Regions from separate parts of the Homo sapiens genome. Here region 1 is linked to region 2. The links are chromatin loops, found by intact Hi-C in ENCODE. Cell type or tissue: endothelial cell of umbilical vein. All regions are shown on one strand. Each heading gives the region's core, and the rest is flanking DNA. Links, peaks and the distances in the headings are about the cores only.

The links. A loop is a pair of places that touch in the nucleus more often than their neighbours do. Peaks named below come from ENCODE experiments on the same cell type or tissue, not always from the same donor. Only the 100,000 strongest peaks of a DNase experiment are listed, where the experiment ranks them.
Region 1: it touches region 2 in a loop (8-fold over the local background); 2 of 110 quality-filtered maps call a loop at or near these places.

Annotation. Positions count from the first base shown.
Region 1 is chr7:39,444,753-39,461,159 of GRCh38, reverse strand. It overlaps POU6F2 (POU class 6 homeobox 2), which reads right to left. Exons shown (of 10, transcript NM_001370959.1): 8 at 9,459-9,627; 9 at 445-613. The region is part of intron 2 of LOC105375238 (a long non-coding RNA gene); the gene reads left to right. Among named protein-coding and RNA genes, the nearest start is that of POU6F2-AS1, 47 kb to the right of the region's middle. In endothelial cell of umbilical vein, for the core only: CTCF peaks have their summits at 7,042 and 7,244 (motif pointing left); a DNase peak (open chromatin) is centred at 7,169; H3K27me3 peaks cover 484 bases.
Region 2 is chr7:40,046,986-40,063,392 of GRCh38, reverse strand. CDK13 (cyclin dependent kinase 13) reads right to left here. Exons shown (of 14, transcript NM_003718.5): 7 at 15,516-15,572; 8 at 466-567; 9 at 293-370. Among named protein-coding and RNA genes, the nearest start is that of MPLKIP, 79 kb to the left of the region's middle. RefSeq lists a silencer at 7,450-7,689. In endothelial cell of umbilical vein, for the core only: a CTCF peak has its summit at 10,700 (motif pointing right); DNase peaks (open chromatin) are centred at 10,742 and 13,562; H3K27ac peaks cover 400 bases.

The DNA of each region.
Region 1 (16,407 bases), core at 4,192-12,191, 600 kb after region 2:
TTTTTTTTTAAAATGTGTGTTTTCTTGGAAAATCCTGATAGCCATCTCTGGGCAGAAATAGCAAAGGCGTTAACACAAATTAGGAATGGCAGCTTTACAACATTTGCTCAGAATACCTACGTGCAGACAAAGTCGGTGGCTCTCAGCTGCATAGGAGTGTGGGCCCAGGAGGAAGGCCCCTGACCCTGGGGTAGTGTATTTCCAATGAGACTGCCTTGGAAGTTCTTTGTGAGTTGACAGGAGTTATCAAGCCAGGACCCCCAAATTTGCTTCAGCAGCGTCGTTTGCATCAAGATCACCAATCCCAACATATAGCTGCCCCCAAACTTTGTTCCCACTCTCTGCCCCTCCAGCTTTGCCCACCCGACGAAGAAAAGCTGAACCGCGAGGACAAATGAGGCCCAGGGCGGCTAGAAGAGGTGACAGCATGCAGGCGCGCGTTACCTGCAGATGGCCGACTGGCTGTACGCGGGGCCCTCTGTAGCACTGAGAGCCTGTCCCACCTGAGTCTGGGTCAGGCCAAGGGACAGGCGCCGGATTTTAAAAGCTTTGGCAAATTCTCGGATCTCCTCCAGATTAACCCCATCCACCTCACCCGCTGCCGTTTGAGGATCTGTGGAGATGTTTTTAAAAATAGGATCAATACGTCAACACACAGCCGAGCAATATCTGTTTATTACGGTTTATAAGAAAGTGGCTCTCTTTAACAGCAGAGCAGTGAGGAAACCAACCTCAGAGAATGTTCGCTTTGTCTCCCAGGTGAGACACCCAACACTCCATCCGCAACTCATTACACCTCCACAAATCATCCTTCGAGATGTTTCTGTCCCAGATAAAACCACAGCTTGTTCACACTGCCACTTCCCCAATGCCAGAGCATGTTCCTTAGGGCTTAACAAATAACAGCCAGCACTGGGAGGCACTTGCTATGGGAATGCGACTCCATTTTGCCCATAAGTATGTTCAAATATTGTGCAAAAATATAAAAAGGGAAAGGTTTCCATTTGAAATGTTTTAATTAGCATATTTAGTGCTAAAAATTGCTCTTGAAGACAATAGTATTTTGTATTTTTCCTTCAACTGATCGCCAAAGCAGTCAGGCTAACAGCTAGGCTAACAGATGATAATGTTGCCTAATTTCTTACATTCACATTAGTCCCTCAGAAGAGCATGCTTATGAAACTGCGAGAATGATATTGTCTTTTTCCCCCCATAGCAGTTTACTGACACAGACGCCTTTGTCCCCTGAAAGGGCACATAATAAAAAATGCCTACCACAGGAAAGCTCCTTTGGTGCCTGATAACGCGGTCAATTTAGGACTTATCAAGGGAAATGACACAACAGCTGGAGAATGAAACTTTTCCCCCCCTGGCTACTGATCCCTGGATAAATGAAAGCGTACACCAAGCTGGAGACAGCATGGGTTGGGGATGGTGGAAGATTTCAAAGTGCTACTCAATCCTGCCTGTAGCAAAGCCATTCTCCCTGTGAGCTGACTCTATTGTTCTTCACCTCATTCCTCGGACTTAGGTGAAAAGTTTTTCTCTTCCTTTTTCTGCGCAATAGCCCATCAATTTCAGTAAATTTGAGTACTTGTCCAAGGACTGTGGCAGACTATATTACTCTTCTGGGCTGAGAACTATGGAAACTCTAGTTGTCGTGAAACAAAACAAAACAAAACAAAACAAAACAAAACAAAACAAAACCCACAAAACCAGAACATTTGCACGCCAAATGCCCATTTTCAAGGACTTTTAAATAAAGATGTTAATATCTGTGGGGAGCTTGGAGCTTCATGTACAGATTTTCTCATTACTGGGGAGGGATCTTCTCCAGCCTGAGGAAAATGGACTCTGTCAACAGAATCAGCAAAACAGGTATAGATTGTCTTTTATCTTCACATTAAAACAACAACGACAAAAGTCCTGTAGAATGTCATTACTCATAATTTTGTTGTAGAAAGATTGGAAAGTGGTACAACTACTGCAATCAGTCTAATTATTTTTGAAAAGTAACTTCTGGGAGTCTGGAATGGAGGGAGGGGCAGTTCCAGCCTCAGAAACAGTTCCAGCCTCTATGGAGTTTACAGTCTATAGGGGGTTGGCATCCAATGCTAATGCATTAGAAACAATTAGAGAAAAGTGTCAGGCAGAGTATAATCAAGAACTAATGGTATGACATCCACACCGGGTGTGCAGAGACAGGAGAGTGGAGAGGAGGGAGGATTCATCTAGGTCTTCCCAATGGGCAGTTTTCAGAGAATGAAGGAGCCATATAGTCTGGTCAGTGGTGACAGCGTGCACACAGGCAGAAATGCAGGGAGGAGCAGGGCACCGTAGGGACCTGTCAGGTTGGTAGGGTGAAGCAGGAGTTCGTGCTAGGAGTAGTGAATATTTCAGTGTAGCACACTGAGAATCTATGAGCTCGGGCGGGGCAGGGGTGGGCAGTGACTATAAAATTGGTTTGACTGTTAAGATGAATGGAAGTCCTGTTTTTTTCTCCCAAAACTACTCCCAGAAGGCAGGCAACCCTTGGCTAATGAGATTTGTTCGGGCCGTCCCTAGTGGAGGCTGTGCTCTGGATTCCAAACCCCACGAGCACATCAGCCTGGAGCTGCTTCCGGGCTCGCTAAGGATTGTGGGAGCTCACTTCGGCAGTCGCAGTCTCGAGCCCTTTTTTCCTTTCCCCGTGAAAGAAATCCCTAGAGCAAAAGTTGCAAATGAGCAGTGTGCAAATAAAACCCAGCTTTCCTAGTGTTTACATAAAAAAAAAAGCACTTGCTAACATGTAAACATTTATTTCTAAAGGAAAATCTTCATTTCCCAAACTCTTCTGAATGTTAGAAGATTTGGCTGCTCCGGATGTACATTTGCACTTGGTAATGTCCAGTGGGCTGGAACTGATTCTGGCTGCTCCTTCAGCTCCTCCTCATGTTCACACCACCCAGCCTCCAACCTGCTCCCTGCTCAGCCCGTTTTGTGACCCTGCGTTTAAAGCATGCGTTTCCAGTGAGGCTGATATTGGTTCTGAGGGGGAGGCAGGAAAAGTCTTAGTACAATGGTGTGGTCCCCCAAAGGGCCATAGTACATCAACAGGGCAGATGTGCAACATATCTGTGGTATTAAAATGTTATGGGGGGGCGGGGTGGGGAGGAAGGAGGGCAATTAAGATAAAAACAAAACACCTAAAAATGCTGCTTGCAGGGGGAGTGGGGTGATAATAAAATAATAGCTGAGAAACTCTGGTTTAGAGCAGAGAGTACAGAATGGTACAGTGAGAGAGGGGTCTGGCCTCTCTGAGAGAGGGAAGAAGGGTTTGGCAGTCTTGCAAGGGTGTGAGCATGGAGGTTTGAAACTGAAAAGATGGAAAGCTGGAGACGTTCCATGTAACAATATCACTTTTAGGACTGTGATTTTCTTAATTTGGCAGGTATAAGAGTCACTGCTTTGGGCCCAGGGATGTGCATTTTTAACAAGTAACACAAGCGATTCTGATGCAGGGGATCTGCTGACAACTACAGAAAGAAATCTTTCTTTGTGGCCCTGGCTTGACCAAGTCTGGGTGTGGTGCACTCTGTGTGCCATTGTCTTTACTGATCCTTTACCATTATTCAGCAGGCTTCACTACACAGAAAACTTGCTCTCTCACCTGTATAGGACTGACGGGCCAGACAGGTCTGTTGAGGAGGGGCTCCGGAGCAGGCATCCCACCCTGGCCCTTTCCTTACCCCACTGTCACTACTTATGGCAAGTGGCCAAGATCTGGGAATCAGCGGGCTGGGAAAGTAAAATTTTTGCCTTTGTTAGCCCCATCTCTAGATCAGCGAGATTCAGTTGGATTAACCAGTATGTGAGGGGCAGGTCTTTAATCTGGAAGGGTTTCCATGGTCTACTCCAGTCCCAAGGCCTGTGTTGCCACCAGACACTGGCACAGGATTCGGCAGCCCAATGACTTGGGCTGACATTTTATGTAAATGTGTCCTCTAATCTTTCTTCCCTTCCTCTGCCGTCTCTATTGTTTATGTGTCCTTACTAGTTCCTTGAGTCTATCAACTAAATCCGTATGTGTGATCGTGCAGGCTGCTTTTTGTCAGATCACTGACAATAACAAGAGTTGAAAAGGAAGCTGTGGACTTTTAGTCTGTGTGCATTGATGCTGTTGTGTGGATTATCAAACTTTCACTTTAAAGCTCAGAGGGATGGGAGCCTGGGCTACTGAGCCCAGTATCTTCCATGAGGCCCCCAAGAAACAGTTATTCCACCAGGAAACTGAATTCCTTCTTCTTCCTCTGACAGTTTCCACTCTTGTATTTTCTCCTGGTTCTACTTAGCTCCGTGATAAAATAGAAATTCTTATGAAATTTAAACAGGGTGATGGTCCATTGGACAAAGTAGCATCTCTCTGCAAAATTTGTTGACTGCCAGAGGTGAACACTCAGATTTCTTTATATTAGTGTTCTTATCCAGAAAACTCAGATGGCAAAATATTATTGTTACCGTTTTGCTCCATGGGTTCTGAGACTACAAAAGTCTTCCCATTCAAAATGGGGTCCACTTCTAGATAAACATTAGCTTTACCCTGATTACTACCTGTGGGACTTGTCTTCACACTTTGGGAGAATTCATTAGATGCTGTCTGTAAGATGTTTTGAATTCATCAAAAGACGAATGCTCTTTTTTTAATCCCAAAGTTTCTGTCTTAAACTCTTGAGGTTGTTTCACTGGGAGAAGAGTTTCCCTTCCTTAAGGAATATATACTTTTCAGCTTGAAAAGGGGAAATAAGAGGTGATTGTGATAAATAGAGTCCTCCCTGGAATGCTCCCTCAGCTCAGAATTTCACATTCTGTCCTGGGATAGTTCAATCTGGCTTTCTGTCATCTATTCTCCTGGCTCTGGGGAGGTTGGGTTCATTTTAAGGATGAATCTGAAGGCCACCTTGATGGGAACTTCAGGTAAAATCCTCAGATCTCTCACAAGGTGGATCCAGCACTTTTAACCAGCTCTAGGGAAACCCAATCTCAGGTTTCTATGGAGGGTGGAGGAAATGACATCTTTTATAGAAGTTTGCTCCAGATTACATGAGCCTGATATATTAAAGACAGGGCCAGAAAGTAATAGCAATGATGGCCAGGGTCCACCCTGAGTCTGACACTTGATCAACTTATAGAGGAATTAACTGGCCTGGGGACTTAGGCTAACATGGCATTGAAAACTGGCAGTGACTCATAAACATAATGATGATGTTTCCAAAATCAAGCCTGGGATGCATGGACTGAAAGTAAAAAAGATTTTTATGGGTGCTAAATGCAAACTGTGTGAAAACAAACCTGCTTTGTAGAATCTGGTTGCGTGGTCACTGGGCACATACTGAATTGAATGCTCAGGATGCATCAGTCAGACAGAGTTTTGCTTTATTTTGCTGTTTGTTTGTTTTTTTAAATTTAGCTCCTTCCCACTCTTAGCCCGGGCATCAGTGTAAGGTGCTGCTAAATGGGTTGAATAGTCACCATGCATCAACATCATCTTTCTATGATTCCTGATTTGTGGGATTGTTATGAGAGTAATATACACCTTTAAAGAAGCTTCCAAAGGTATGAATTAATTAACTATGTTATGTAAATAGCTGTCTGCTTTTTAGTGCTATTCTCACAGCAAATAATGGGCATATTTACCACATATTTCTGAGAAATAGGAAGCCATTTGGGAGTTTGCAATGCAATTTGGGAGAACAGTATTTTTGCAATATGGTGACCTCTTTGGGATGTAGAAAATGGCATGGATTGTGAAACAGGGGTTTCACTGTGCTATATGCCATCAGCATGCAACTTTAAGTTCACTTTATAGTTTTGTTTTTTTTCTGGAGCTAACTATAAGTCATTTGCTGTCTAAGGATAGAGCTTAGGTGTTTAGAAAATGTATACTGGAAAAAAATCCAGCAAGTGATCAAAACCCTAAACCTACCTATTTCTAAACAGTGCACTGTAAATCTTAAACCTAATTGGGACATTTGTCAAGTACTTGTTTGACTTTTCTTCTGATTTTCTGAAAACCCTGCTTATAAAAACCATATCCACCTCTGATGATTATGGAGACTGAGCAAGGTTTAACACAAGGCAAGGTGTGTAGGTGCTATAAATAAGTATTGTGCAGATTTTCTAATAATCTGCATGTTTGGTAATTCTGAGCCCAGACGTGCTTTCTTTGCATATGAACATCTTGTATCATTACTAAGGTATTAACCCAGCATTCTCTTGCTTGTAGTTGGCAAGACTTTTGTATGATCCACCTATTCTAGTTCATCTGGCATATGGCAGGTTAGCCAACACTAGGATGACAGTCTTTGACAACGACGTGGAGGAGTCATTGGCCATGGTTTTGACCAAAGTTTTGGTGATATTGTGATGTAATAAGATATATATATATCTTATTTTATATATATATATATATATATATATATATATATATATATATATATATATATATATATATATATATATATATATCCCTGGTCTTCATCCTTGGTTCCTGGCACAGAGCTCATAAGACTCTTATAATTTCCTAACAAATAGGGGTGCTAGGAGCATCTTCTGTTCTAATATTTAGTCTTTGACCCCACTTCTTGACACAGAGTTCCTAAATCCTTTGGAATGTCCTGGATGATAGGAACATCTTTTGTTCTAATGAGGTGACTCTTAGGGGCTCCTGGATAGCTTCATGATAGTGGCTGGTCATCAGAAAGACAAAGCTATGATTAGAAGCTTGAAGCTTTTAGCCCCACCTCCATTTTTAGGGAGAGAAGAGGGGCTGGAGATTGAGTTAATAATCAATCATGTCTACATGATGCAGCTGCCACAAAAATCACTAAGGTATGGAATTTGGAGAGCTTCCAAGTTGGTGAAAACATCCACATTCTGAGAGTGGTGCACTCCAACTCTACAGGGACAGAAACTCCTGCATTTGGAATCCTTCCAGACCTTGCCCTGCGTACCTCTTCATCTAGCTGTTCATCTGTATTCTTTATCATATCCTTTATAGTAAACAAGTAGATGTATTTCTGAGTTCTGTGAGCCATCATAGCAAATTATGGAACCAGAGTGATATGATTCATGTACTATTCATTCTGTAGTTGCTTTTGAGACAGAAGGGATTTAACTAAACAACATGCTCAAAATTTGTGGCAACTCAAGTCCAGCAAGGGGTTAGGGCAAAGTGCGACCCCTAGTGGTACTGTTAGACTCTCCTGGCCTGCAGAGACAACTGTGGAGCTAGCTTGGTGTCATTCAGTCTCTGCATATGGGTTTGAAGTTTCCGGCTTCAATTGCATGTGGTAAAAGAGTCTCTCTTTCCCACGTCTATATATTTCATACCGAGGATATGTAATATGGTTCACTCATCATAAACCTAGAACTTATATGTCCCACTGGCTACTGTGCAATGAAAGTTCTATCTGGCCCATTAAAGTATCTCTGTTATTGATTTCTGAAAAAGGCTAATCCTTCACTGCCCAGCTGTGACAAGTGACTAGAGAGAACCCAGTTCCATCCATCTGACTGTCTGCTGTCTGCCCATCCACTCATTCATCTTTCTGTCCATCTTACACATGTTAACTATTTACCTTGTGTGAAACACTGTATTAGTAGGAGGTTGTTTGTACTTCTTTTTCATATTTAACTTATTTCTTCTCTGTAAGATGCTTAACTTTGGTTCTTTTTCTTTCAGGACCAAAGCTTAACAGTTTATCCTAAATTTATGACCTTGCTGCCATTTAGAAATGGAGTATTTTGCAGAAACTTATACAGAATATTGAATTGTAACAAAGTTTGACTCTTCCCGAGGAAAAGTTTTTTTTTTTAATTAGGGGAAATCTGGCTATAATTAAATTCACTTTATCCTTAACTTTATGCAAGTCAGACTAGAGTTTCTGGAGAGGGTTGTATATCTAAACAACCTAAAATACAGTTGATGGAAAATGCATATGTATCCTGAAACTCTGGTGTTGACCCATCTTTAAGATCAACAGCATCCAGGTTAGTCTGGTGAAGTGCCTGGGCATTTTTTCTTTTTTTGAGATGGAGTTTTGCTCTTGCTGCCCAGGCTGGAGTGCAATGGTGCGATCTCAGCTCACTGCAACCTCTGCCTCCCAGGTTCAAGTGGTTCTTCTGTTTCAGCGCCCTGAGTAGCTGGGATTACAGGCACATGCCACCACGCCCGGCTAATTTTTGTATTTTAGTAGAAACTGGCTTTCATCATATTGGTCAGGCTGGTGTCGAACTCCTGACCTCAGGTGATCTGCCCGCCTTGTCCTCCCAAAGTGCTGGGATTACAGGCATGAGCCACTGTGCCCGGCCTACCTGGGCATTTTAACATCTTTCCATAATGCCTCATTCCATTTTCTTCCCCACCCACAAGCATCTTTCTTGCCTTAATTATCAGTATAATTGAATATAGACATATATGTATGTAATTATTTTTCTTTTTTGAGGAGGATTACTTGTCGGGGAGGTCATGGCAACCATCCATTTTGTTTTAAGAATTGCCCCATGATATGTGAGGATCCTACTGTTCCTGCTATAACAGGTCATTCATGACACTTGACCAAACACAGATCCTCACATGTCCTCATTTTATGGCACAGATGCCTATGCAGGCACCCATAGCTACTGGATTTTTGGTCCCTGGTGAATTGCAATCTATGCACATGTTCTGCAGTTTTATATATAAGTAAAAACTGCACTAAACGTGACTGACATTAAATCAGACCATTGTCCCATCCATCTTAACATGCTGTTATTTGCATGTGATAAATATACTATCTATCCCTAGGGCCAAATACCATTCTAAAAACTATATATACATATATATAGGCTATTTAGGGAGGCAGACTTGCAGGCTTATCCTATTTTATGAATGGTTGTTCAGAGATTTCTCATCTGATTCCGGCCCATGCAGCTTCCCCCACATGCCACTTGAGGTGGCTTATTGTACACACACACCCACCCGCCCACAGGCATGCTCTCTTTTATTTCCTCTGACACCTACAAATAGAATGGCAGGGGACTTCAAACACACATAAAAGCAGCTTGACCTGCCAGCTGAGTGCCTGTTGTTGGTTATTTCAGTTGTGAGCTATGTGGCTCATGCCCTGAAAGCTGATCAGTTGCTACCTTCTGAAGTGGCAGGACTGACTCAGCACATCAGCAACTACTTAAGATGGAACCCGGTCCTTGATAGCCACTAATTCAGGGAGTGTGCTTTGGGGACCTGCTTCCCTAAGGAACCATCTGGTCCTGGGGACGGACTTCATCTCAATATTGACCTAGCAGTGCCAGGAAATTCCTGTGCAGGGTTGAGAGAAAGAGAGAGCAAGAGAGAGTGAGAGAGAGACAAGAAGGAAGACATTGCAAATAGGCAACAAGAAGGCCACCACGATTTAAACCGAGCCAGAAAGGATACTTACTGCTGACTAACTGGCCCACGCTCAAAGCTGAAGAAGAGGAGGATGAGGAGGAAGAAGAGGAAGCCTGCCGGACGGGACTTTGAGACATGGATGCTTGGCTGTGAGCCAGGTGCAGAAGGTTGCCTTGGGAGGCTGCTTGACCCACTGACGTCTGGGAGGGTTGGTGGAGCTACATGAGGGGATGTAAAAAAAATACACAAATGAATGAAAAATTAGGGGAAAAATGCCAGGGAACAGAAGTTTTATCTGGGAGTGAATCATTTTATTTCCAAGAATATATACTTCTCAGGAAGAGTGCGCACCCTACACAGCAGGCAGTCATTTTTTTTTTTTTTTTGTAGAGCACATATTGCCACTTGCTTGACAGGCATTTTATTAGTAATTCTAAATATATTATTAATTCCCTACTTGGCTTGTTAGAGCACCCAATTTTCTACATTTCTCGACCCTGGCATGTGGCTGGACCTTTCTGTCTATTCATACAGTTACAGCACACTTGACAGGCTTCTCAAGTAAGTATAGATAAAATATAACACCATCAACTCAGATTGGGAAACTAAAACTTAAAGGTGTGGCTGTGCCCCACCATTTTATCCTATGTAAACTGGTATTTTTAGAAAAGTTCCAATGTAGGCTGAGTGTGTGTGGGAACTTCCTCCTCTTACAGACTCTAGAGTCCGGATGGGTTTCTGTGGAGTTGATAAAATGCTGTCTGATATCCTAAGGAAAATTCAGAGAGAAGATGGGGAGTCAGAACAAAAATATCCCGTAGGATTTCTAGCTCTCAGTTGTTACTTTCTTACTCTGGGCCGGCCACTGTATTAAGGACATTGACTAATTTTCCTATCAGCCTGTGGTGTGGGTACTATTTCCACCCCTCTCTCACAAACAGGGAAGCTGAGGCACAGAGAAGCTAAAGGATTTTATAGGTTCAGCCAGCAAGTGCGGAGGAGCTGGTCTCTGGACACACGAAGTCTGACCCTGGGACCCGAGCTCTTAGTTATGATGCCACAAGGAAGAATTAATTTAATTTTAAAAATTGTGTGTGTGTTAAGGAAGGCTGTCTTTATATCCATTTATTCATGATTCCTCTACAGGTTATCAAAGGACTGTTGCTCTGAGAAGTGAGAGGAGCTCAGCTGAGGAGAGAAACGAGAGAGGGAAGGGAAATGCTTGCAGGTTCTAGGTCTACTTGGAGGCCCAGGAAGGATGTCTCTCCATCATTTTTTTTTCTTCTCCGGGAAAGCTGCCATAAGGGCAGGCCAGGACACCAAGCAGGTAGACAAGGAGCCTCAGCATTAGCCATCTTTGTTGATTGGATGTAGCACTTTTTGGTTTGTAAAGTGCTTTCATATCCATTGTCATTCTCACAGAGGTGTAGCAAGGCTTTTGTAAAAAGGAATCAGCCTGTGAGTAGAATTAGGTCAGGACCTCAACTTTGGTGGGAGAGCTACCCCCAAAACAGGCACCAGTCTGAGAAGGACTACCACCTTGTTAGCACCTAAGAGCCAGCCTGGGGTGTTTCAACTTCATATTTGTCACTGCTTTCCCAGTGTGTGTGTGTTCATTTTTTCATTCAACTTTATTGAGATATAATTTACACATAATAAAATAAACCCATTTTAAACACAGAGTTTGATGAGTTTTGTCAAATGTGTACACACGTGAAACCACCACGATAATCAAGATATAGAACCTTCTCATCATTCCACAATGTTCCCTCCTCTCCTTTGTCATCAATTTCCCCTCAACTTCCTGCCCTAGACAGCCACTACCCTGATTTCTGTCACTCTGGATTCATTTGTCTGAGTCCAGAAATGGAATCATACAATATGTACTCTTCTTGTATCTGGCTACTTTTGCTTGGCATACTGTTTTTGAGATTCATTCATTTTGTTGCATGCCTTGGTAGTTCAGTTTTTTTTAATTGCTGAATAGTATTCCCTTCCATATCTTATATGAATATGGTATATTGTTCATGAATTCATCTGTTGGTGGGTGTTTGGGTTGTTTCCAGTTTGGGGCTATGATGAATAAAGGTGTTATATAAACATTTATGAATAAGGCTGTGTGTCTACTTGTGTTTTTGTTTCTCTAATGTAAATACCTAGGAGTGGAACTATTGGATCATACTATAAATGCATGTTTAACTTTCTTAGAACCTCTCAAACTGATTTCCAAAGTGGTTGTACCATTTTATGTTCCCACCAGCAATGTATGAGAATTCCAGTTGCTCCACAATCTCACTAACATTTAGGATCATCATGCTTTTTAATTCCCTAAAGTGTTTTTATCAAATTAATATTTTTCCTTCAAACAACTGTTAGTTAGGGGCTACTCCAGAAATGTGCTTAAGGAGCTATTTCCCCTTCTGGTCCCCTGTGGTAGTAATTAATAATGGCTCCCCTACTCACATGGCATTCCTATGCAGCAGATGTGCCTGGCAGGATTATGTGACATAAATAACCAGCCTATGTGGCTGCTGAACATGAGAATCCAGGCTCCCACCCCATAGTGCAGGGATCTTCCCAGGAAACCACCTTGTGCCTCCTACAGAATTGCCTGAGGTTGCATTTCAAGTGAACACCCGTATTGTTGCTCAGCTATGCGAAGTAGAGGCTAGATTACAAACCAAAGACAGTTACAATTGACATGGGATCCCAAATTAATATGCATCAAGCATCTGCCAAAGGTAATTAGCCAAACTGCTGAGCACATAATCAACAATTGAATCCAGTAAATTTTATACTGTAGGGACACATATTAAAGATTAAATCTATTTTTAATTTGCTTAATAAAGTGTGATGGATATTTGCATGTCAATCTACCCCCTATAACGTATTGAGTTGTCCTTCTAAATACTGTTACTTGGCAAAAGCTTTTTACAGTTTTGAGTAACTGAATCATTAGATTGTCTTCGGTTTTACCATTGCATCAATATTTTATTGGCCCTGGGTGTGGTAAAGAACCATCAAGGAACTGGAAAAGACACCAATTTAAATATTTCTTCCTCAGACACAACACAATAAAGAAAAAATTACTAGACTGCAATATTGCTTAAATTAAGAGTCACTAGAGCAAGCTAGGGCTTCTAGGCAAGAGAAGAAATTTCAGATGAAAATAAAATAATTATTTTAAGAACTTGTTCCATGTCCATACAGTCAAAAGGAGAGTCAAAAGGAATCTAAGATGTCTAAGAATCTAAGAAAGATATTTTTCTTCCAAAGTAAATAATCATTTATTTTAGGACACTGGGGTTCTGCTTACCTCTAGAGTTCAACCAAACAGTTCAGAAAAACCAATACAAATTCTTCAAATTTCTTACTTGTCAAGGATCAAGAAGATTATATAAGCAGTGGCATCTCAATGGAGCCCATAGGTTTCATTCCAATTGCCAGTGTAAATGTGTATCTGTTAATTCTAGAATCATTTGCAAGCTGAGATAGAATAGCCTTCTGTACATGTCAAAATCAGCCCAGATACTGACCTCTCGCCTTCATAACGTCTTTCCTTAGAAAAACAGGACTTCAGAAGTACCACTTCTATGAAATTCCATCTCTAAAACTGTAATTCTTTCAGGTAAACTATGAAATATAGCACTACATCACTGGGATTCTTAGTTTAATGTTTTTGGTGTATTAATCTTTAGAAATTTTGTGCTTAAAATATATCAAATAAGAAAAGGCAAAGCAGAGATTTAAGCTACTTTATGAAACAGCTCTCGGGTTCAATATAAAAATTTAATATATGTTAAATAAGCAGCATTAGGAATATGTTACTTAATTTGATTTAATTATGTTGTTGTTTTGGACACTGACTTAACTGTAAAAATCACATATACTTGTATTGCATAACTATTGGCAAAAGAAATAGACATTTAAGTATTAAAACATAACCGGACACAAAAATTGGAATAATTTACCAAAAGAAAATGCAGGGAGTTAGGGAATAATTAGAAGCAGAAGAAAAAGTTTCTTTCCTTTCCTTCCTGGAGGGAAAGGGAAACTTAGATGCTTCTATAAAGGCAGATGTTTTATTACATTGTCTTAATTTTTGAAAGGCCAAATATGTGAGTAATGTTTATTGGATGCTTCCTACCTGTTTTTGTGTATATTATTTAAAATCCTGGCAATAGTCCTCCTTTTTAGGTATTGGTGATATCATTACAGAAGAGGAAACAGAGACTTCAAAAGATGAAATGACTTACTTGGGATTACACAGCTGGTATAAGTAAGCTTTCAATCCATGTAAGTCTGACTCAAGAGCCAGCACTCCTTCCACTATGCCCCGCTGCCTCTCAACTCCACGATCATCGGAGATGAGCAGTTACAGGTCAGGGAAACAGCAGGGAGCTGGGAATTGTGGGAACAAATGAGGTATGTTCAAACTGATAGATCATGGTGAGCTACACTTTCAAGTTGATCAGCCATAGTGTAGATCATCATGATCTATCAATGTGTTTCTTTTCCCTAATATAAAATTTCAAATATTTTTCTGGTTTAAGAATTATTGTCTGCAGTTCCCTATTTAAAATGCCATGTTTGAAAAAAAACATGGTACTCTCAGGTGGCTAGAAGATTATCCAAAAATAATGTTATGATTTTAGTGCAGTTTGGGGACACATCTCAGATGCAGTTGCCTACAGATTGTTCTTTGCTTGATATAATTAATTCTAGTTATCTGTACTACCCCCAAACTTACTCTTCTCAGTATTGTATCCTCTTTATATGATCGTATTTTCTATTTATTCGCCCTACTGTTAGTAGACTGCCTAAAGGAGCTTGAGTTTCTCTCCGTCTGAGTTTACATAATCACTTTCTTGCCCTTTTTTGAGCTGTGAGCCCAGTGTAAATAGGCTGAAAGCATGGAGAATCTGCAAGAAAGAAGAGAAAAGGAACAGCTCATGTGAGCCTGTGGCTGTGGATTTTCCAGAGGAGGAGGACCGGATGTCCATCCCACACACAGAATGACAAATGGAGCACAGGATGCAGTGTCTGAGAAGCTTTCTACGTCCTACTGGCTCTCACAGGCTTGCTCTCTTGGTTTGTTTTTACTGGTTGGCACTGCCAGGGTGTTTAATATATTCACCAAAAATAGACTGAAATAACAGCACACTGTAAAGGCTTTCTTGGTTTTCTGTGCCACTGATCCCCAGGTATCTTCTGTGTGTTATGCGGTATATCGTTAATAATGTTTTAGTTTCTGGAATAAATCATCTTCTAATTAAATGTGTCATTGATATTAAAATAAGTGGGGTGGCAAGTGTCTTGGAAAATGGACTAAAATGCAGAATGTACTAGGCAAGTTGGAAAAGTGAATGCATATAAACAGAAAATTCAAATGGGATTAAATATAAAGAAACTCACTTGGGGAGGAAAAATCTCTCTAAATCTGCAAAGGCAAAATGAAGGAGGGCTGGCCTTCAACAAAGATGTCAGAGAGCCATAGTGAACCCCAGGCTGAACCCACCCCGTGCTGCAATGGAGGCAATGAATACAACCCAGAGGGGTCTCGCAGAAGCCAGAGTATGTGGGAAGGGCATCATTACTTGCCCTCCCTGCCTGCCCTAGTTGGCATTTTTCTGAGTAATGTGTACCTTGGAATAGCTTGAAGAGAAATTAAATCAGCGGTTCTCAAGATTTAGTTGCATCAGAATCACCTGGAGGGCTGTTAGAGCACAGATCACTGGGCTCTACCCTGACTTTCTAATTTAGTAAGCCTGGGTTGGGGCTCAAGAATTTGCATATCTAACAAGTTTTCAGGTGATGCTGCTACTGTGGGTTGGAGGACCACACAGATTTTGGAAGGAGCTCCTCTTGGAAAAAGAGTTAGAGCAAGTGGATCTGTTATGTCTAGACAAAAGAAGCCAGAGCCCAGACATAATAAGAACTTTGATTAACTAGGAGGGTATAATGAATGCCTGAGCCTTACTGAGGAATTCATTCTACTGTGGACAGGACAAGAGCACAAATTAAATTTGCTGAGAGATTTATTGTTGACATCAGGATGAGCTACCTTCAAACATTTGGAGGACCTGGAACATGATACAAGAGAGATTTTAGCTATCTTTGTGGAAAATTTGAAAAGAGGAGGAAGTTATCCTTTTGGCATTCAGAGAGGCTTTACAGAGGAGGGAGGGATTTAGGACAGAGGAGGGAGAGTGGATCCAGACCCCAAAGAATGGATGAGCAGGAGCTTGCCAGACACGGAAGGTGGGAAGAGGTTCTAGGCCAGGGGCACAGAATGCACAGAAAGTATGAATGAACTGCATCAGCCGAACTTGGCAGGGAGTGAGAAGGTGAGACCAGAGAAGTTAGCTATCCAGATACATGACTGGAAGGTCAAAGGACTGCTCTGCATTGGGACCACCCATATAGATTTCACCCATCTAGGCAAACCCTTACTCTATTTTAGATCCCTTGTGGGTGGGAATGCCTCATTTCTATCTCATTCTGGGTGGCTTGAGAAAAAATTGAGAATCAGTGATTCAGGCCAGGGCTAGGAAGGAACATTGATTTTTTTGAAAATTAGTAACTGAATACATTTTTGTATCTACTTGAAAAATAATGATGGATGTTGATAATTGCATGGCATTTTAAGAGAGCTAATTTGAATAAGCTGTCTCTCATTGGTTTTCTGTTAGTACCAAGATTACCTTTTGAGGAAAAATTGAGTGCCTTCATGGATGGTAGTCTCCAAGTATTATAGCTATGGTATTTAATTTTTGAAAAATCTTAATGCTTTGATTTTGCAAGTTGCAGATTTTTTTTCCTTTCATTTTTCTCTCCCTGCCTTAATGATACTGAAAAGTCCTGTTAACTTTTGTCTGGATTTAGTCAAAAGGAGAATAAATCTACACAAAAATAATGTCTGTGTGGCTTATGAAGAAACTACTAATTCATAGGCACGGGGCAATTAGGGGAAAGAAAACAGGGCCTCTGAAGAGACC
Region 2 (16,407 bases), core at 7,024-15,023:
TCCTTGCCAGTCTTATCTTTTGGGCCTCAAGTCCTTTGACTTAAAAAAACGCACACATGCACGCACGCATGTACACATACACATGCACCCACCCAGGGGCTTTGATATCCTTAATTTCACTGGAACAAGTATCAAAGTGCCTACATTTCAGTTTGTCCTCCATTTAGCAGTCATAAGCCCTCCAGAGAACCATGTTGTTCTCTTCCTGAAAAGACAAACTTGGGAGAGTTTAAATTTCCTGTGGAGTATGACACTCTCCCAATTCCCACCAATATTATAATCAGCAGCTTACCTTATTAATTCTAGTTGTGCAAGTTCCTGATTTGCTTGAAATATAGGTTTTTTAGTGAAGAGTTCGCCAAGGATACAGCTAATGGAAAAAATACCCGTCATTACCAAATGATCTATTTTAATTCACTACCAAAAGTTTCAAGTAAAATAAACCAGTAAATAAGGCTATCTTACCCACAGCTCCATACATCAATGGCTGGTGTGTATCGTTCTTCTCCCAGTAGCAGTTCAGGTGGACGGTACCATAAAGTAATTACCTTGTTAGTATACGGCCGACTAAAAAACACAGAAAACAGTCTTTAGAGTTAGTATTTGTTGGAGTAAGACAGATTCTCTGAGGAAATATTATTTTACTAAAGCAATCCCTATAATCCTAACTAAAAACACTTTCATCTGCCTACTAAAAAATACAGACATCCAAAGGTATCTAATATAAGATCATAAAATGTATGTGAGGGCAACCTGTTTAACTAAAAATTCCCTTAATATATGAAGATAAAAACAAAAAGTAGTTGACTGATAGGCTGGGCACGGTGGCTCACGCCTGTAATCCCAGCACTCTGGGAGGCCGAGGCTGGCAGATCACGAGGTCAGGAGATCGAGACCATCCTGGCTAACACGGTGAAACCCCATCTGTACTAAAAAAAAATTAACCAGGCGTGGTGACGGGTGCCCATAGCCCCAGCTACTCAGGAAGCTGAGGCAGGAGAATGATGTGAACCCGGGAGGCAGAGCTTGCAGTGAGCCAAGATAGCGTCACTGCACTCCAGTCTGGGTGACAGAGCAAGACTCCGTCTCAAAAAAAAAAAGTAGTTTACTGGTATTAACTGCAATTTGGTCAAAGCAAAGCTTTAGTATCAACTCAATTGTTGAGCACTGTTTTTCCTTTCCATAAAAACCTTTAATGGGATTAACTGATTTAAAGAGCGTTGACTGGTTCTGATCAAATCTTGCTAAATTACTAATGGATGACAAGATATAGTTCAAATAAAGACCACCTAACAAAAGTTTTCAATTGATCATATTTTTGGCAATTTTTCACTGATTCACATACCCACTGTAGTGTGTGAATAGAAAAAAGCACACAAATGCAGAGTGTCTACTCAAGTATCTACTTGAGGTCTACTCTGCAAAGTAGCAATACATATCGTACTTTATCAAATAATTCCTTTATCACCTTCCGAAAAGAGGACATAAATATACTGCTACCTCTTTATTTGCCACAGACAAGATTATTTAGTCAAGTTATATTAGGGTCAGGTTTGACGAAAACAGCACAAATTATCTGGCAATGTAAAGTGTTCAACGCTCAGAGAATGGTCACGTTCTAGCTGATTGACACGCTTGAAGAGAATCCTAAGTAGTCAGAGGAGGTTCTTCGGCTGATCTGTAGTTACTTACTTCAGGGAGATCACATATATATTCAGATCAGCTATAAACATCTCTTTATATCCAGATGTTTTCCAAATCACAAGGACTCAAAAGCCATAGCAAATTCCCCAGAAAGGCTGTATTCCAAGCCCATTTACCTAAGCTTGGCTTGGTCCTGGACCAGTCTTGTTAAGGAAATGGAGCATTCAATTTAGAAAGCAATTCCCTCTTGCCACCTATAGATTTGCAGTTCCAGGCAGTGTAAGATCTGCCTGACCTGCTCTGCCCCCATCCAGCCAAATTTCTCCAAATAACTTAAGCACTAGCATTATAAAACTATCAATTTGGGCATTATAGCATTACCACAGATAGGACTATAGTTAACAGTGCTCCAAAGCTAGCAAAAACATTTGACTTTGGTAAAAACTGTGAAAAGAGGACAGAATAAGATGAATATTTTTAATAGTAAATTAAGATTAGGTTTTTCTAACATTATTAATGTACTTTTCTCAGTGATTTTTGCTTGTTTACTGGAATCACTTATCTTCACATAATGAGCAAGTCTTTCAAATTTTAGCTACTCTAGTTAAACTGAACTTAGTAATTCTTTAAAATTATGCTCACCTCTTTATGCTTTAGCCCCCCCGCCCTTTTTTTTTTTTGCGCTGGAGTCTCACTCTTGTCGCCCAGGCTGGAGTACAGTGGCGCAATCTCAGCTCACTGCAACCTCCGCCTCCCGGGTTCAAGCGATTGTCCTGCCTCAGCCTCCTGAGTAGCTGGGATTACAGGCACCCGCCACCACTCCTGGCTAATTTTTGTACTTTTAGTAGAGACAGGGTTTTGCCATGTTGGCCAGGCTGGTCTCAAATTCCTGACCTCAGGTGATCTGCGCACCTCGGCCTCCCAAAGTGCTGGGATTATAGGCGTGAGCCACTGTGCCCAGCTGCCTTATCCCCTTTTAATAAAATCCTTTCCCTATTTTTCTCATTCAAGTGCTATACTTCCTTTACAACACAGTAAAAGATGCATATTCATAAAGTCTAATCTCTATTAATAATATATTTATCTTCACATTCTTAAATTTACATCATACTTACCTGTCTTAACTCCCTATTTTGTATTTTCCCAGAAAGTTAAAAAACCTCGTAACATTCTTTATTATGAACCCCACACACAAAGCCCAAACAATGCTGGGCACAGGTCAGGCACCTTAATGTATATTGCCCTCTAACTTTAGATGACACATGATTTACTGGGTGGAAGAACAAAATTTGTAAAAATTATGACAACTAGTTTCTCAAACACATCAAGGATCTATGAGTATATCAAACCTATACAATGGTGTTATAAAAGTGCAACTGGATAACTAGGCTCAAGGAAATGTTTAAATTTATATAAATCTATCTACAAATAGTTAATTTTTATTTTACTTTAAAAAATATTTTTAGTGTCTTGTATTTTTTAAAAAATCTTAAAAATTAAAAGTATGTTGAATCGTAGAGAAACTAAACAAATTCAGGTGACTAAAAAGGAATAAGTAAAAGATTATTTTATATATTGTATATCAAATTCTAAGCAATATGTAGCATCATCTAATGCAATATTTAGCAGTCACCTTAGCAAACTAGAATATACTTTTTATTAATTGCTATAATGTTTTATTAATTCAGACGTGAAAATAGTAAATTTTCAAAAATAAACACAAAACCACATGAAATATATTTCTAACTGTACAGAAAAATATTTAACGTGTACTAATTAATGGCCTTTCCAAATGCTTAGTTTCTGTTAGACAAGAAATAAGAACTAGGCAAAATACTGAGACAAAACATTCAACTGTAAAATTTAATCTAGGAAGTTGAATTTTAAAACACTGATGTAATTTCAAAAATATGGAAATGTTTTGATTTATGAAGCAAACAAACATTCAGACTGATACATACTTTTTATAAAACAAAAAGTACCACACTCTAAAAATTATTTTTACATTCAAGGAAGTGTCAACGGAGTAGAGATCAAAGACTATCTGTTCATTGATAGATTCCAATACTTTGCCTCTGAACAATCCCAAGAAGGCTGGGTGCAGTGGCTCATGCCTGTAATCCCAGCACTTTGGGAGGCCGAGGTGGGTGGATCACGAGGTCAGGCATTCAAGACCAGCCTGGCCAAGATGGTAAAACTCCATCTCTACCGAAAATACAAAAATTAGCCAGGCGTGGTGGCATGCATCTGTAATCCCAGCTAATTGGGAGGCTGAGGCAGAGAATTGCTTAAACCCTGGAGGCAGAGGTTGCAGTGAGCTGACATCGTGCCACTGCACTCCAGCCCGGGTGACAGAGCGAGACTCTGTCTCAAAAAACAAAACAAAACAAAACAAAAAACAAAAAGCAATCCCAGGAATTCCAGAGATGGAGGGCAGGGAAGATGAGATACGGTTATGGCCTTCCCTACCTTAAGGCCTGATAAGCTGCACCGTATCCACAACAAACCAAGCAGTGTGATAAGGAGTGTGCCCCTTGGCTGGCACGTTTTCCACCTCCTACTGGTCTAGATATATATAGAAAAACAGAACAAAATCCTAGATCCTTGAAGTATTTGGGGGTTCTAGATAATCTCAGTTAAAATTTATAAAGCAGGGTTGCTGCCTTTGTTAAAGACCATTCTAAGTGAAAAAAATCATATAAAATGAAATACCTAAACCAGCTCTAAAATGTTTCATTTTTCCAACAACATATGATAAAGTCTGTACTTCTTTCTTCCTGCTTGAAGGCAACCCCCCCATGTACTTCTTTTATACTATAATTCATACTGTTTTGAGACAAAGAGAGTCTTCAGTAAACTAAATTCATCATATACACAAAATGCCATGTCATCTTTAAGACATTCACAATCCATTGCAGAAAAATCTATCAAACCTACAAAAGAAATCTGGGATCTATTTTCTAACACCTACCCAGCTTTTAATGTCAAAAATCCAAGTGTCATTCTTGATTCATCTTTCCCTCAAATTTCCAAACAACTTCTGCCAATTCTACATCCAAAATAGATCCCCAATCCAAATACCTAGTCCAAGCCATTATTCTTTTCACTGGTATGACCACAACAATATCTTAACTGGTTTCCTGGCTTCCATCTCTAATTGCACCCCCCCGCCCGCCCTGCCCGTTTTTGTTTTTATTATTTTATTTATTTTTTTTGAGACAGAGTCTCGCTCTGTTGCCCTGAATGGAATTCAGTGGTGCAATCTTGGCTCACTGCAACCTCTGCCTCCTGGATTCAAGCAATTCTCCTGCCTCTGGAGTAGCTTGGATTACAGGCATGCACCACCATGCCCAGCTACCCTTAACTTCTTTTCAGTTTTTTTATTAAGCATAAAACCAGGTATCAACTGCTTGCTTAAAACTGCCCAGTGATTTCCCACTGCAATCAAATAAAATTTAAACTTTACTTCAGTTGATAAGACTGTACAGCAAGGATCTTACCTCCTATTACACTGGGCAACCTTTGACCTTAAACCTCCCAAGTCTGTTCTCAGGCCGTACTGAGTTCCTTCTCCTTTGTACTTGGAATGTTCTTGGCCCAGGTCTTCATTAAGTTTTCCCTTTCTCATCACTCTGGTCTTAGCTCCAATTTACTTCCTAAAAGAGGCCTATCTTAACTCCCCTAACGAAAATTACCCAATTATCCACTACCACCCCTACTTTGACACTATAGTCGTTATTTTATTTGCTTTGTAGCACTCAGCTATTTTAAATTCCTCACCCTACATATGCATTGCCTAACTTATTAATACTTTCATATAACATAACTACATAACAATAAACACAATCTTTTCTCTCATGTTCTTTCCCCCTATTTGAACTCCTGTTTTTCTCCTTTTGATATCTTCCAAGAAAAATAACTTTTAAATTCCTCTATCATCACAGTGCTATAGAGAAACAAAACCAATTTTTTCCCAACTGATGCTGTCATCTAAGATCAGCTGTCTTACTTGCCCATTCTTATTACACAAGCAAATTTAGAAGTCCTATAAGTACCTACATTATTACCTTTTGCTAAAAAATGCATCTCTGTTCTTCTTTACTGTCTCAGCAAACAGCCTCACCATTCGTGGCAGATACTCATAGCTGCCCTCTAAAAATCTGTTACTCCTCCCTTCTATGGCAGCTGTCCAGCTCTGCTACATTTCCCATCCTCACTGCAGTTAGGTGTGGCCACATGACCAAGTGCTCTCCAGTGGAACATAAGCACGTGTGATAAGTGCCATTTCTAGGCCTGGCTCATTACTCTCCTCCCTCCTCTTTTCTCACCTCTGGCACCAGCATTGGAAGGCATGTGTAGAAGATGACAGATCTTCCAGTCTTCTTCTCTGAATAGCTGTATTGAAGCAGTCACCATTTGACTTGGTGGTATGGTTAAATAATCTTAATTGTGCACAGGGGTAAGCAACAACTGCTCAAAATTTTTTTTTTCTTTTGAGACAGTTTTGCTCTTGTCACCTAGGCTGGAGTGCAGTGGCGTGATCTCGGCTCACTGCAACCTCCACCTCCTGGGTTCAAGCGATTCTCCTGCCTCAGCCTCCCAAGTAGCTGGGATTACAGGCATCTGCCACCACACACAGCTAATTTTTGTAGTTTTAGTAGAGATGCGGTTTCACCATATTGGCCAGGCTGGTCTTGAACTCCTGACCTCAGGTGATCCATCTGCCTTGGCCTCCCAAAGTGCTGGGATTACAGGCGTGAGCCACCACGCCCAGCCACCACTCAAGATTATTAAGTGAGAAATACATATATAAACTTCTCATTCTTTAAGCCACTAACTTTTGTGGTTCTCTTTGTTACAAAAGTTTAGACTATCCTAACCAACAAATCATTCATCCAGTTGCTTAAGCAGAAACCTTACAGTAGGGGGTGGAGGCAGGGATGTATCTCACAACACATTCAACCATCAAGGTCTAACAAGTCTACATCCTTATGATATAATTAATCTGTCTTTCCACTACCTGTGCCCATTCCTTGGTTCTAGCTATAGTCATCCTATTTAGATTTACTGCAACAGCTTTCTTAAGTGATTGTTCTTGCTTCCAGACGTATAAGGCCAAACCACTTTCCAAAGTGCAGTCAAAGTGATAGCGTGAAATGAAACATGAATATGTTATGGCTATAGTACACATTGCTTCCATCTAGAGAATACCTACACAAGGCCTATAAAATCCATTATCATTTGGTTTTTGTTCCAATCACACTAAACCTTCAGTTCCCTGAGGCGGGTGAGCAAATGTTCATTTTCCAGAGAAAGGGGATAAAGCCAGGGAGAGAACAGAGCTGGCAAGAAAACTTTAAAGAAGTTAGTGGTACTTTAATTGTATTTTAAATATTTTTAATAAACTATTTTTTAAAAAGCTTTTAAAAGGTAACAATGACAAAAGACAAATGAAAATGACCGTTACTAAGGACAAGGAAAAACACCTGATTTACTCAAAAATTTTGCATAATAGGTACCATGCCTCACTTTCTACCTCTCTAATGAAAAAGAAGCAAATATTGAGAAAGTGTGCAGACAGAAGTATTTAATCATAAAAGCAAGTTCCAACGTAGGTGGAGTCAGAAGAGAATAAGGACAATTTCAGGTATCACCCAATTCAGTAATATAGTATACTATCAAACAAAAATCCACGTTACGATTAGGATGCTAATATTAAATCCCGTTAACCGTTTACAAATGTAAAGACAAAAGTAAAAGAGACTGAAACTATGTTTTGGTTCCAGGAAATTTAAAGCCCAGGAAAATTAAAGCACGTTGTAATATGAAAATACATTATCCAAAGACAGACAAATAAAAGAAAATCCATCCGGGCGTGGTGGCTCATGCCTGTAATCCCAGCACTTTGAGAGGCAGAGGCCTAAGGATTGCTTGAGCCCAGGAGTTCGGAACCAGCCTGGCCAACATGGTGAAACCCCACCTCTACTAAAAATACAAAACAAATTAGCCAGGTATCACGGTGCATGCCTGTAATCCCAGCTGCTGAGAAGGCTGAGGCATGAGAATTGCTTGAACCCAGGAGGCAGAGGTTGCAGTGAACCTAGATGACACCACTGCACCCCAGCCTGGTTGACAGAGCAAGAAAGACTCTGTCTCAAAAAAAAAAAAAAAAAAAATCCAGAATCCTCAAAAATGAATTTCAAACTTGCGCTATTAGATTTGGCTACCAACTGTCAACATCGTAGAGATGATCTTGTTTAGATCACACAAAGAAGAAGCAAACTGATGTGACACTACATATACGATGCTTTTTTCTTTCATGGATTAAAAAACAAATTACATTCTTGTGGTGTGTCTATACCCAGTATTTGCACAAAAAGCAAATTAACTCACAATGAAAAAGAAACAGGACTGAAAAACATATAGTCGACTTCTTAGATGTTATCAAATAAATGTGTACATACAAAAAAGAAAAATCTAAAAATGAAATGAACCACTCCACTTTACATAATTAGATCAATTCCAAGCAATAAACTCAATAACCCAGGAAAACACACACACACACACACACACACACACACACACACACACAGTCCTTCTGCCATTAAATTGGAAAACAAAATTTAGTAACTTCAATAAGTTGTTATTGGATGGCAAGAAACTAAACTTTGTAAAGACCCAAAAATAATGGTCTCAACGTTAACTATTGTGCATTTCAATTTCTACTTTTTTTAAAATAGAGATCTCACTATGTTGCCCAGGCTGGACTCGAACTTCTAGGCTCAAGTAATCTCCACATCTTGGCCTTCCAAAGTGCTAGGATTACAGGCAAGAGACACCAAGGCCAGTCCTTCTGCTAAATACTTTCATTTGTAAATCTCATTAATATTTTTTAAAAGAAGGCAGACACTATTTCTTTGTCTGCCAGGAAAGTAACACATTAGAAAACAAAATCAAACAATTCTTTTGTTTTTCCTTAAACCTTAAGTGATTAACCAAGTATTAAAATTTAAAGTCAGGCCAGGTGCCGTGGCTGACCCCTGTAATCCCAGCACTTTGGAAGGCCAAGGTGGGTGGATCACCTGAGGTCAGGAGTTCAAGACCAGCCTGGACAACACAGTGAAATCCCATCTCTACTAAAATTACAAAAATTCGCTGGGTGTGGTGGCAGGTGCCTGTAATCCCAGCTACTTGGGAGACTGAGGCAGGAGAATCGCTTGAACTCAGGAGACAGAGGTTGGGTTGAGCCGAGACTGCGCCATTGCACTCCAGCTTGGGAGACAAGAGCGAAACTCCATCTCAAAAAAAAAAAAGTCATCAGACTTTAATATAACTTTCATGGGAAAAATTACAGGTAATTTTAAATATTTGTTGCTATCAAAATATTTTTTGTTTATAGATTTCTCATTAGATATTTCAAGAGCTTTCAAACTGCTTAAAATATAATTAAATCCAATATGACAAAGGGAGATTCAAAAGTAGAAATATCACATAACTTCCTAATCTGCTGGAAGATTAAACCTACAGCATAACTCATTTGTCAAAAATATATTTGGAGGATGCAAAGACAAAAAGCAAAATTCAGCAGACCCTTTACTAAAAAAGAACTCTAAAAATTGCCATCAGCCTAATGGTACCTCTAAAGCAGACTTGAGAGGCCCCTAGAGTTCTCTACCTGGAAGATACTTCTAGGTAATCAAGGCTGAATTCAGAGTCTTACCAGAGAAGCACTCCCATATAATGAAAATAATCTTTCTGTCAAAAGATCCTGAGCTCTACTACTTATTGGTTGTGTGATCTTGCAAATGCACTTAAATTTTCTAAACTTCTGTAACTTTAAAATGTACATAAGAATGATACCTACATCATCCATCTCAACTTTCTTTTAAAATAATTCTTGTGAAAGGAAACTATGTATAATAAAGTGATGTACACAAACGTTAGTTAAGTTTGTTCTTTCCTTTTCCCTTCTTTTTCTTAAAAAAAAAAAAGAAAAATGGTGGTAATATAAATTATAATCATGTACTATAAATAATACATAGAATGAATAATATACTCTAAACACATAAAAGAAGATGTGCCCAATGATGCCTGTGGGATTCAGGACAGATTTCAAAGGCGGTAGGGCCTGAATTGCACACTGAAAGAAAAAAAAAATTTGTCAAACTCAGGTGAGAAGTATAATTACATACAAAAGAAACAGCTTATGTAGATTCACAAAGGCATTCAAGAGCACAGCAAGTTTAGGGAACTACAAATAGTTCAACATTGCTATTATCAGGGGGGCTGGAATGGCAGAAGAGAAGACCATAAGGGAGAAAGACCAGAGGACAGAAAAACCAATACAATTCTATTTACAATGGCCTATATGAGGTGACTGGAAACCTTTAACTAAAACGGGAAATAAAGGAAAAGGAGTAGACATTTTTCTGGGGAATGAAATAGATAGGTTTTGTAACAAGGTTTAATTTAGGGTACCCAAATCACCTGGGTAGAGATTTCCAATAAACAAAAGGTCTGGAGACCAGAAGAAAGATCAAGGATTGGAATTCAGTTTTGTAAGTATTCAGCAGTAATGTCTCGGATGATATACCCCCAACAGAAGGAGGGGGGAATTCTTTCCACTTTATATGCTCAAAAATGAAGACTACTCCATTAGAGTTGAAGGGAGAACAATTTAATCTTGATCTTACAGTTAAAAGTCAATGATCTAAATGAGATCTCCTTTCCTGAAGCTTGTTTAATCATATTATTTATTGTCATTCATCTGTTATTAGTAATTTTTTTATTACCATGGTTCCAATCTTGTCTAGTGATTCTCAGAAGATCCTTTTCATTACCTAGAATCCCCAAAGCTCCCTGCACTCATCTGCATCAGGAGGATCCTCCAGATGAAGATCACCTTCTCCCAGATCAGCATCAACCAAGCACTTATCATGAATGCAGTCAATGTTTTAGGGAACATAAAACACAAAAGAATAAAATATGGTAATACTATCTTCCTCTCTCATTAATACCTTCAACTTTAGGAAAATTTAGTTTTGCTTTCAATAACAATGTTCTGAAAAGCCACTAGATGGCGATACTGCCTTCAAAAAGGTGTGTGCGTTTTGGGAGGGTGGTATTAGTGAGCTAATGCTCTAAGGCCCTTTTCATTTTTCCCTTCTCTCTCCTTACTGGATCATCATATGGAAATGTAGTATGCTTTCTGGTTATTGTTTAAAAAACTTTCATTTTGATCATAGTAATATTATTAAAGATACGTTTTTCAGGGCTGGGCACAGTGGCTCACACCTGTAATCCTAGCACTTTGGGAGGCAGAGGTGGGTAGATCACTTGAGGTCAGGAGTTCGAGGCCAGCCTGGCCAACATGGTGAAACCCCGTCTCTACTAAAAACACAAAAATTAGCTGGGCGTGGTGGCAGGTGCCTGTAATCCCATCTACTCAGGAGGCTGAGGCAGGAGAATCGCTTAAACCTAGGAGGCGGAGGTTGCAGTGAGCCGAGATCACACCAGTGCACTGCAGCTTGAGTGACAGAGTGAGACTCCGTCTCATAAATATAAATAAACAAATAAAGTGTCACATTATAGTTTCTTCTCTAGAAAATGAGGCTAGTTTCAATTAATATGGAAAACTTTTTTTCATACAGGACGGTCACATAAAGAGAGAAAGATACTCCATCCTTTTGAAAACCACTGGAGCAATGACTTGGTAAAATAAAAACTAAGAAGAGGGAAACATTGTAGCTGTCAGAAAAACTATACTTAAAAAACCATATACTAAAAGATGAACAGTTAATGAAGAAATGGGGCAAAAATCTCTATTCTCAAGTTTTAAAATTCCCAATGCAGAATGGGACAAAGTATAAATCCCAATGTTCAAAATGAGAAAATGACTGAAATTTAAGAAATCATTTTCCCCTCTAATTTTAATCCAGTGGTTCTCTTTCTTTCTTCAATAGGCACATGAAGAGCAGATCCACATTGGTCACAGACCCCCAAGTACTAGCTGTAACTCCACCCAGCTTTCCTCAAATTCAAAAAAGGAACATCCAAAATCTAATGAGAGCTGTGGTTGATGCTATTACAGTTGTAAGCTGAAAACTGCTCTATTTACAAACAAAAAACCTTACACAAAATTCTTGAACAATTCAGTTATTCGATCTATATTAACTACTTAGAAAATAAAAACACTTCAAAGTGACTTTATACTTGCATGAGTATTACAGTAAGGCCCTACCTGGCTCTCTGTTTATAATGAAGCAGAAATATGAATGAAAAATCATTTGTTACATATTTATCTCAAAAAATATCTAGAAAATTTGAGACAATACAATAAATCTGTTAAAGGTAGATTTCTTTTAAAATCACAGTTATTAAGGTTCACTAGAGCAACATATGTATTTTAAAGGTATTCCATTATATTAATACTACCTCTCCAGGAGATTCTGAAGAAATCAGAATTATTCTCTTAAAAAAAAAAAAGAGAAGTTTTAAAGGAGTATATAAACCCCATAATGATAGGATATTTGCTCTTAAAACAAAATGACAGACTGAATTTTCCTCTTATACATTTAACTGAGCAGAAAAATTCAGTATACATTACCTGAAGATGCAAAGTTATGGGACTTTAAAACTCTGGTTCTCTAAACTCAAAATTTCTACATCAATCCAGCAGGGCAACAGGGACCATGGCCCAGTGAACACACCACACCCCGGCACTCCAATGGAACCCAAATTATATTTTAAAATGAAAATCAATGGGAAAATTAAGCCTCATAATATAAAATTTGGCTTTATAATCAGCTTTTCTGAAACATATCTATTCCAAATGTGCACAAATATCTGCATAACAAGAATCTATTAGATTAAAATGGTAATTAGCTGTTTTCCATTCCATAGGAAAGGATTTACATAATTAACAACAGACACAAACTTATATTAAGCAAAATCTAACTACAGTGAAATCTCAACCAGCTTAGCAGATAGAATTCTTAATTAACCAGAACTTGCCCAAAATAATAGCCACATTAATTTAGTCATATATATGCTTCTCAGCTGGGCATGGTGGCTCATGCCTATAATCCCAGCACTTTGGGAGGCCAAGGCAGGCAGATCACTTGTGGTCACGAGTTCGAGACCAGCCTGGCCAACATGGCGAAATCCTGTCTCTACTAAAAAATACAAAAATTAGCTGGGCATGGTGGTGCACATCTGCAGTCCCAGCTACTCGGAAGGCTGAAGCTGGAGAATCGCTAGAACCCGGGAGGCGGAGGTTGCAGTGAGCTGAGATCACGCCACTGCACTCCAGCCTAGGCGACAGAGTGAGACTGTCTCAAATAAAATAAAATACATATGCTTCTTAAACAGCAGAAGAAAAAAATATACTTCAAGTTAAGTTTTGGATTAAGTACAGTTCAGACCAATTTTTCCTTTCAACTTCTACCAAGAGGCACTATTATATATGACAGAAAGAATAAAAAATTGCGAATTGAAAACTTAACTATACACCCTTGGCTCTGCTAACATTTTTTGATCTTTAAAGTCACTCAACCCTTCACAATAGCCAGGATAGGGAATCAACGTTAAGCGTCCACTAAGAGATGGACGGATAAAGAAAATGTGGCCTGTAATCCCAGCTATCGGTAGGCTGAGGCAGGAGAATCACTTGGACCCCGGAGGTGGAGGCTGTAGTGAGCTGAGATTGCACCACTGCACTCCAGCCTGGGCGACAGAGTGAGACTCTGTCTCAAAAAAAAACAAAACAAAACAAAAAAAGGAAAATGTGGCATATACGCACAATGAAATACTATTCAAGTCTTTAAAAAACAAGGAAATCCTGTCATTTATGACAACATGGATGAACGTGAAGCGCATTGTGTTAAGTGGAATAAGGCAGGCACATAAAGACAAATAACTCATCATTTCACTTATACGTGAAATCTAAAAAACCTCAACTCATAGAGGTAGAGAGTAGAGCTGGTAGTTACCAGATACGGGGCATAGGGAGTATGGGGGGAAGATGCTGGCCTAAGGATATAAAAGTTCAGTTAGACAAAAGTAAATTCAAGAGATTTATTGTACAACTTGGCAGCTACACTTAATAACAATGTATTCTTGAAAATTGTTGAGAGTAGATTTTTAAGTGTTGGCACACACAAAAAAAATGTGGGGTAATGCATAGTAATTAGCTCAATGTAGCCATTTCACAATGTATACATATTTCAAAATTAAAAAAGGAAACTAACTCAGCCCTTTCTGGGTCTCAATTCGCTCAAATGCAAAATGAGGGACATAGCTTTTGAGCTTTAAAACAGTTTTAAACTTCAAAAAAAAAAAAACACTCATACAACCCTTTCCTAAAATAAAATGTTAATTTTAAGTGTAGTAGTTAAAACAAATAAAAACCAAGTAACTCTGGTGAAAGTTGGTACAGAGGACTGGAGGTCCAATCACAAAACCCCATCCACAGAACACTTTCTTTCCTTTCTCTCTCTCTGTCTCTCTTTCCTTCCTTCCTCCTTCCCTCTCTCCTCCCTTCCTTTTTTTTTTTTTTTTTTTTTTTTTTTGGAGACAGTCTTGCTGGAGTACAGTGGTGTGATCTCGGCTCACTGCAACCTCCGCCTCCCAGGTTTAAGTGATTCTTGTGCCTCAGCCTCCCAAGTAGCTGGGATTATAGGCGTGCACCACCAAGCCCAGCTATTTTTAGTAGAGATGGGGTTTCACCATGTTGGCCAGGCTGGTCTCCAAGTGCTGACCCTCAAGTGATCCGCCTGCCTCTGCCTCCCAAAGTGCTGGGATTTGTACAAGCATGAGCCACTGCGCCTGGCCCACTGCACACTTTCTGAGGGGTTTCATGGAACTTGAATAGATCCAAAACATATCACTTATAAACCTCTACTCTAGAACACTATATAAGGAAAATACTTTCCAGAATTATGTCACAGGCGCTGCAAGATTTAACAAAATAAGACTTTTTACTCTGAAAAATTCAAACGAGAGTTTTTGTTTATTGCTTTAACCAAAAAAAGCAAAGATTAAATGAAAGTAAACATCTATTCCTAAGACTGCAATCAACTGATGTTTCATTATATTAAATTATGGTGATATTAAAGAAATGACAAAATTGTCATAAAATAATTTTAAAATTCTTTAACTATATTATTTCAGATATATATATACACATATGGAAATAAAGACAAAAAAGGAATGGGGTAAATGGACTAAAGATTTATTAAGCCAAATTAATTCCGTATTTTATTTACATAAAACCTACTATTGCACAAAAATATTTTATTTTGAAATCCCATATTAGTTTTAATAAGACAAATCATATTTCACTACCACCAGGCACAAAGAAAGCCAAGTTGGGTATATAATCCAACTTTAGCCAGAAAAGTTCTACATTTTTGTGTCTTATACAGTGAACATCCTCCCAACAGTTGGTTTAAATAAAGGGTTCTAGGGAGTTAAAAAAACAAAGAACTGTAGATATAACAATAAAATCTGTCTAAAATAATAATGAAACCAAAGTTTATAAGTTTAAAAATGCAATTTAAAAGGTTTTCATTAAGAATATTTAATATCTGAATACGTATTAGAAATTTAAGTTCACTTCAGTTACACTTAAAGATGTTCATTTAAAAAAATCATTTTTACCTGTTGAAGATCAATTTTTAAATTGAGATAATGTATAAAATATTGTAATTACAATAATCAACCCAATATGGTATAAAATTTCAATGTTTTATGTACTAACCATGAAAAGTAAACTTCTCTTTTAAAAAATAAAACTATCAATAAGGTATTCTTAGTATAGCTTCTAATACTAAACTCTAGTATCTACAATATTCATTTGAAGGTATGCTTACCTTTCTTCTGAGCTATACAATCGAGCAAGTCCAAAGTCTGCAAGTTTTATCTGCCCTCTGGTGGAAATAAGACAAAATGAACAAAAGGTATTAATTTACTCTTAATTGACAATACACATTTATATTCTATGCCTAGAACTGATTAAAAAAAAAAAACCTATGTAAACTTTAACTCTGCTCACACTGCAATATCATCAAGGTAATACAGGGAAAGGCAAGTAGTGGATAAATTCACAAAACAAGAAAGTAAACTATCCTTGGATAGTCTTAAAATTATTATAGTAATATGATTATTATAATTACTGTATTATAATATTAGAATAGTATTTTATTACTATTCAGTTCCTATTTAGAAAAGCATACTTCAATGAAAATAAAATGAGATCCTTTTTATTACTTAGCAGTAAGACAAATTTCTTGTTCAAGGTAACAGTGCTCAAGAACGAAGTGACATCACTTTTAATTTGTTTAATTCTCCAGTTTTAGAGGGGCTAGGTGCATAGAACACTGTCTATTAATTAAAATGAGAACCAGCCATGCCTTATTTAAATTAACAAACAGTACCAATTACAAGAGAATTATCAGGGTTCAAATATAAGATGTTACAAATCTAAGCTTATTTACATAAGTTTTAAATATGTGAATGTGTATGTGTGTGTACACACTTCCAAGAAGTTCACTTTACAACTGTGACTGCTTTTTTAAAATTTTCTAAAATCTATTCTTAACCTAAAGCTGAAGTTACATTGCTTATCAGATGATCCATTCACATTACTTGGAATAATAGCAAACAGAAAAGTCAACTAAGTATTATTTTATATGCATTACAGACTATTATTAGATTTTTTTTTTTTTTTTTTTTTTTGAGACCGAGTCTTGCTTGCTTTGTCAC